2 separate regions of the Homo sapiens genome follow, and region 2 is linked to region 1. The links are chromatin contacts, found by Hi-C or POLR2A ChIA-PET in ENCODE. All regions are on one chromosome and are shown on one strand. The core of a region is the stretch at or near the end of the contact, and the rest is flanking DNA. Distances in the headings are between cores, read along the strand shown.

The links. A loop is a pair of places that touch in the nucleus more often than their neighbours do. ChIA-PET counts read pairs that join two places held with the same protein, here RNA polymerase II (POLR2A). Pooled maps may share reads with other maps.
Region 2: a map of K562 shows a loop between it and region 1 (2.1-fold over the local background). The contact joins the enhancer-like site here to the promoter of HK3 in region 1. A Hi-C loop is called at or near these places in 1 of 168 maps with a recorded cell type or tissue (K562) and 2 of 50 pooled maps. POLR2A ChIA-PET finds 5 or more read pairs at or near these places in 1 of 52 experiments (PC-9).

Annotation. Positions count from the first base shown.
Region 1 is chr5:176,898,087-176,901,739 of GRCh38, forward strand. It overlaps HK3 (hexokinase 3), which reads right to left and starts at 1,260. Exons shown (of 19, transcript NM_002115.3): 1 at 1,181-1,260. RefSeq lists an enhancer at 2,080-2,581.
Region 2 is chr5:177,115,754-177,119,006 of GRCh38, forward strand. No RefSeq gene overlaps it. Among named protein-coding and RNA genes, the nearest start is that of NSD1, 16 kb to the right of the region's middle. Within about 2 kb of position 1,263, at least 23 of the 41 ENCODE cell types and tissues checked have a DNase peak (open chromatin) inside an H3K27ac peak, as active enhancers do.

The DNA of each region.
Region 1 (3,653 bases), core at 10-2,509:
AGCTCTCCTCTGCATCCCCTCCTCCCCATTCCCACACACTGCACCAGACCATCCTCCGGCCTGATTATTACAACAGCCTCCTAAACTGATAGCTCTGCTTCTAGTTTCTTCACCTCCTTACCCCACCCAACTTGATCACCTCTGCACTCATGGCCGGCACAGGGTCTGGTATAGGTATGTGCTAATGTGCCTTTCCAAAATTGGAAGCAAGGGGAGTGGGTAGTTTTTTATTTAATAAAGCAACAAATCAGCTTCTGATAAATCTCCCCAAACCATACATACCTATGCTGAGTTTCCAAATCTGTCAAATAGGGGTGTGGAATTCTTGTTCTATGCTGCAGGTCTATTTCAAGGATAAAATGAGGTAACTGGGGCAATTACCTTCGAAAAGGACTAAGGGCTACACACGTGTCTTTCTCAAGGCCCAGCTAGTTCATTTATTCATTCACTCACTCATTCATTCCCTCATCCATTCAATATTTATTCAGCATTTTTACATGACAGAATCTGTGAAGCAATCCCCAAGTAGCCCTAATATTTATATGCTAGGTAAATGTATTCAGCTCTGTCTCTTCCCACTGAGATTCCCTGTGGGGAGGGACATGTCTCCTTCACTGCAGTATCCCCAGAGCCCAGGGTCTGTTTGCCTAAGGGCCCCGTGGCTTCCCTTAGCTGAATGGGCTACACGAAGTGAGTTTTCCTCCTGAAAAGTACCCCAGGGACCTCTACTGATGTTGGGAGCTGCCATCGAGAACCAGCTGGCAGGCTGGGTGTGGTGGCTTGCACCTGTAATCCCAGCACTTTGGGAGGCTGAGGCAGACAGACTGCTTGAGCCCAGGAATGTGAGACTAGCCTGGGCAACATGGCAAAACGCCATCGCTAGAAAAAAATAACAAAAATTAGCTGGGTGTGGTGGTGTGCGCCTGTAGTCTCAGCTACTCCGGAGGCTGAGGTGGGAGGATCACTTGAACCCAGGAGGTCAAGGCTGGAGTGAGCCCTGACTGTGCCACTGTACTCCAGTCTGGGTGATAGAGAGAGAGACCCCATCTCAAAAACAAAGAAAGAGAACCAGCTGGCTTAATCTTTCCAGTGTCCACTTCCCCTGGTGTGAGCCAAACAGGAGGGATGAGGACAAGACAGCTGTGGAAGGAGCAGGCAGTAATTAGACCGAAGTGCTTACCTGGGACACAGAGAAGCTAGTCACTCTCCTCAGGTCTGAGCTCTTGTCTGGCAATATGAGGCACCCCAATGACCAAAAGCAACACTCAGGGGTGACCCGAGTTATAATATCCTCAAGCCCCACCCTTTTCCTCCACCACCACTTACCAAACATCAGCTAATTCAGGAAGCTGCACTTCCTTCCAAGCCTGCCCTAAGAGTAGCCCAGGCTAGGCAAGGCTGTGGTGAAAACTTGAGCAAGATGATTACCGCGAAGTGGAGCGTTGAACTGGGTCTAAGATTTTGGGCCATTCCCTCTACAATGCTGAGGGCTGTTTATTTTGCAAATATAGTGAGTTCTGAGGTGGTGGCTCGCCCCTAGAAGGAGCTGGAGGCGCCTAGCCTGGAAAGGTTATGGTAAGTACTTTTGAGCAAGAGGCAATGTGGGAGCACAAGCGGAAGGGACTGACTCTGCCGAGAGTGGGCAGGGCTAGCTGAAGAAGCTGAGTCTTGAAGAAAGAACAGCAGTATGCTGACAAAAGTGGTCCTTGACAAAGTGGAGAGCATGTGCACAACCACAAATCACACACACACAGCAATGAGGTGCAGCTCCAGGCGCCTGAAGAGGGTACACCAAGGTAGGAATATATAGTGGGAGAGGAGGTGACAGGCAGACTGCGGAGTCTAGCCTTTAGTCTGTAGCCTGCGCAGGGAGAGTAGGTTCACATCTTAGGTCTTCTCTACTGGAAGAAGGGGAGTGTTAGGCTGCTGTGGAGCTATTGGCGAACAAGCTGTTTTTCTGTGGGAATTTCTCCTCAAAGGCACAGAACCTTGGGGCACCAATGTAGAATACTAGACAGCCTGCAACAATCTTTGTTGAAGGCATGGATACACTTTAAAGCTTCAGGCTGCCTTGTCAGCAGTAACTCTATCCACAGATAGTAGGCCTCCACATGACATCAGGATGGAGACCAGAGATAGTGGCTCCTCTATCAGTAGTGGCATGAAGAGGCCAGGAAACATGCCAAACATCAGTCCTGCTGTGAAGTTTACTGGGTACCAACCAGGCATATAGGCTGTGAAAGGCAGGGAAGTGGGGGATGGGGTGGCAGAGGGTAGAGTGGCTGTCACAAACAACACAGCATCCTGCCTAGCCTGGGATCCCAGTCCCTTTCAACTTTGTTCAGTTGGGAGAGGAGAATGTGGAACTGACTATGAAAGGCCCAGCTGTGATTCATGCAGATAGCCTGCCATTTCTTGAGCCAGGGTGAGGATATGCCCCTGACAAGCATGGCCAGGGCTCTTCATCTGCGTTTCTGGAAGGTCTGTGTCCAGACCCCAGGAGCAGGGGTCCTGGTTCCCTAGTCAGAATGCCAGGGAAAGTCTGGGTCAAGGCCAGTGGAGGGAGAAGGATGGCTGAGCTTGAGGTCTGTGAGCAGCTGGGACAGCCTGGCTGTAGCAGAGGCACTGCAGCTGCCAGCGGTTCTCTTCAGACACCAGATGGCCACTGACCAACAAAGGGAAGGACAAGTCCTCACGAGGTTCCCTCATAGCCCCTTAGTGCCAATCTCCAACTGTAGAGATGGAGCTAAGGAATGAGGAAAGGCAGTTTGCTGGGGGAGAGGTGGGCACAACCAGAGCACTGCCGATGGGCTGGGAGGTCAGGCCTTCCCTCTGCGCTTGCTCACAGGCTTCTCACCACTCACAGTGCCCATGCCAGGCACAGAGATCCTCAATAAGCTCCCCCAATTTGTTCCACACCCTTTATACCGTGAATGTGCCTTGCAGCTCTCCTACACACATCGAGCTACTTCTGTTGTGTCTTTGTTTGCACTGACTTGTCTGGAATGACCCTCCCTTTGGCCTCTCCCACCTTTTCACCTCATTTTTCCTCATCCCTTAAATTATAATCATCAACGACAATGAGGAGCCCTTCTCTGAAAAGCTCCTCCTGGCCGACCCCAGCTGAGTGTGGTCTGCTTATTGGTTCCGTATTATGATGCATGTTCTTGTATCACTGCATTTATATCTGTTTATTAAAGGCATCTGTTTATGTGTTCTTCTTCCCCATTGTACTATGGGCTCCCAGAGAATGTTTCTTATTCACCCGTGCAGCCTCAGACCTCAGTTCTTTATCTGGCAAGGAACAAGTATCAATTAATTTTTGTTAAATTGAAGAGCCCTCCCACAATCTCAATAGTCCACGGCTGGCCAAGCATGATGGCTCACGCCTGTAATCCCAACACTTTGGGAAGCCGAGGTGGACGGATCACTTGAGGTCAGGAATTCATGATCAGCCTGGCCAATACAGTGAAACCCCGTCTCTACTAAAAATTAAAAAAATTAGCCGGGCGTGGTGGTGTGCACCTGTAATCCCAGCTACTCGGGAGGCTGAGGCAAGAGAATTGCTCGAACCTGGGAGGCAGGGTAAGTTGCAGTGAGCCGAGATCACGCCACTGTACTCCAGCCTGGGTGACAGAGCAAGACTGTCTCAA
Region 2 (3,253 bases), core at 13-2,512, 220 kb after region 1:
AGGCCAGGCACGGTGGCTCACGCCTGTAATCCCAACACTTTGGGAGGCCGAGGTAGGCGGATCACAAGGTCAGGAGTCCGAGACCAGCCTGGCCAACATGGTGAAACCCCCGTCTCTACTTAAAAAATACAAAAATTAGCCGGGCATGGTGGCGTGCGCCTGTAATCCCAGCTACTCGGGATGCTGAGGCAGGAGAATCGCTTGAAACCGGGAGGCGCAGGTTGCAGTGAGCCGATTTCGCGCCACTGCACTCCAGCCTGAGCGACAGAGCGAGACTTCAACTGAAAAAAATATGTCTGTATATAAAGATATAGATATTTACTATAAATAAGCACACAGCTTAATACATATTTATTGAATGAATGGCTTATGTTGAGCCTGAGTTGTCTGTGAGATTCCCAGGTAGTGAATTTGGGGCTGTGGGACAAATCTAGGCTAGATTGAGGCCCCAGCATTGCTGGCATCTAGGGAATGCACGTGCTGAGTGGATGACGATCCCTCGTGGAAACTGGGTGAATAATAAGCAAATGGGCCTGGGATGGGGCACTGCGACACCTTTGTTTGTCAGGCAGGGAAAAGGGGAGACATGCCCATGACATGGAGGCATAGAGAAGGGTTTGTGAGAATTAGGAGGGATCAGGTAGGAGTGGGATGGCCTGGAAACCTGGTTGGTTCAAGTAGGGTAAAGAGTCAAATGCTTCTCAGAGTAAAGCAGCAAAGATGGTGAAACGTCACCGGATTTGGCTACAGCGGCACTACTGGTGATCTGAAGCCAGGGTGCAGTGGGATCAGGAGGAAGATGAGGAAGAGGGGACAGGACAGTGGAGGGAAGGAGAAGCAGAGCCTGGTTGCAGGGTAGTTGACATTTTTCTCGGCCGTTTGTGGGCTGCCGGGAAGGAGCAAGAAGACAGGAAAGGGTTGGCGCTCCAGAGGCGAGAGAGGAGAAAGGGACACAAAAACCCATGGAAGCAATAGGGCGGGACTCAAAGCCCACGAGGAGGGCCGGCCCAGTTGTTCTCTGTCTCGTTTTCTAAGCGCTGCGGCAGGGCTGGTGGTGAATTCAGATAAACAGGCACAAAGGGCCAGTGGGGTCGCTAGCAAGATCTGGGACACGCTGAAAGTTAATAGGAATTGGCTGCCCTTTGCCGGCGCAACCCAACGTACAAAGATGATCTTTTCTGAGGCTCCACCGCCGCAGAGCCCTTCGCGCGGCCCACGGCACCAGCCGCCGCTGATTGGCCCGTGGCAGCCACCTGACCGAACGGACCAATAGGAGGCGTTCTCCCAGGAATGCGGCCCGCGTGTGGCCGGGAGCGGAAGCCCGACCTGAGTGCGGCAGGGCCCAGAGGCTGTGCTGGCCACGTGCACCCGGCTGGATTCCGCGGGCGCCGAACTGGGAGTGTGGAGCCGGGTCTCCCACTACCCTGTTCCGCCGGCCGAGGGAGTTGGGGAGGCCGCCTGTCCCAGACGCCCGGACCCTGTGTCCTTCTGATAAATTCCCCCTTTTTCTCTCGCTGGCTTCTGGGGCCATGTCCTTTTTACCCCCTCTGGTCCAAAGTAGTGTTTTAGGAGATTTGGAAGCAAGCAGAACCAAGTTGAAATTACTTGCTCCGCTGGGCGCGGTGGCTCACACCTGCAATCTCAGCACTTTGGGAGGTCTAGGCGGGCGGATTGCTTTAGCTCAGGAGTTTGAGACCAGCCTGGGCAACATGGCGAAACCGCGTCTCCACTAAAAAATACAAAAGTTAGCCGGGCGTGGTGGCGCGTGCCTTTACTTCCAGTTACCCTGGAGGCCGAGGTGAGGGGATCACTTGAGCCCGGGCCTTCTAGGGTGCAGTGAGCGGTGATGGCGCCACTGCACTCCAGCCTGAGCGACAGACTCCGTCTCAAACAAACAAAAATTAGCCGGGGATGGGGATGGCGGTGCGCGCCTGTGGTCCCAGCTACTCCGGTGGCCGAGGAGGGAGGATCACTTGAGCAAGAGTGGGCAGGCTGTGGTGAGCCGAGATCACGCCACAGCGCTCCAGGCTGGTCGAAAAAGTGAGGCCTTGCCTCAAAAATAAATAAATAAATAAATAAATAAATGCTGGGCATGGTGGCTCACTCCTGTAATCCCAAATAAATGCCGGGCCGGGTGGCTCATGCCTGTAATCCCAGCACTGTGGGAGTCCAAGGCGGGCAGATTGCTTGAGCTCAGGAGTTTGAGGCCAGCCTGCGCAACATGGCAAAACCCGTCTCTACCAAAAAATACAAAAATTAGCAGAGCGTGGTGGCGTGTGCCTGTGGTCCCAGATACTCGGGAGGCTGAGGCGGGAGGATCGCTTGAGCCCAGAAGGCAGAGATAGCAGTGAGCTGAGATCACACCACTGCACTCCAGCCTGGGTGACGGGGCAAGACCCTGTTTCAAAAAAAGAAAAGAAAGAAAAATTACTTGCTTACCATGTGACCTAGGACAAGTGTTTAACTTCACTGAACCTCAGATACCTCTTCTGGAAAATGGGACTACTAATACCTACTTCAGTATCTTTGTGAAGATTGTAAAGTCTCGTACCTGGCACACTGTGAGCTCCCAAAACACGTTGGTAACAGTTTTTATGATTGTGGATAGTCCTACCTTAGAGGAAGTCACAATCTCATCACACACGGCCTTGTACTAAGGCTTTTTCTTCCTACTGCCCCTTACTAGAATGTACACTGCTTGTTAACAACAGTGTAACCATATGACTTTTGAGTCTTCCAATTCCACAGTCCCTTCACTTGGTCTAACAAGGGGAAATTTAAGCTATACAGGAACAGTAGTAGGACAGGACATGAAACCATGGGATTTACATCAGGAAAGACACCAGCAATAAGGTGGGAATGTTTATAACACAACAGGGAGGTACTGAAACACATCTTGCTAGAAGGCTGCCATGCACCAACTTTGTGTGAACCTCGCTAAAATAGTAATCGTGATTACAATCATTGGAGGACTTGCCAGGTGCCAGATACTGTTCTAAACTTACATATTACCTCTCAACAATCCCACTTTAGGCTGGGCATGGTGGTTCACACCTGCAATCCCAGCACTTTGGGAGGCCGAGGCGGGTGAATCACCAGCCTGGCCAACATGGCTAAACGCCGTCTCTACTAAAAATACAAAAATTAGCTAGGCATGGTGGTGCACATCTGTAATCCCAGCTACTCAGGAGACTGAGGCAGGAGAATCCTTTGAACCTGGGAGGTGGAGGTTGCAGTGAGATTGTGCCACTGC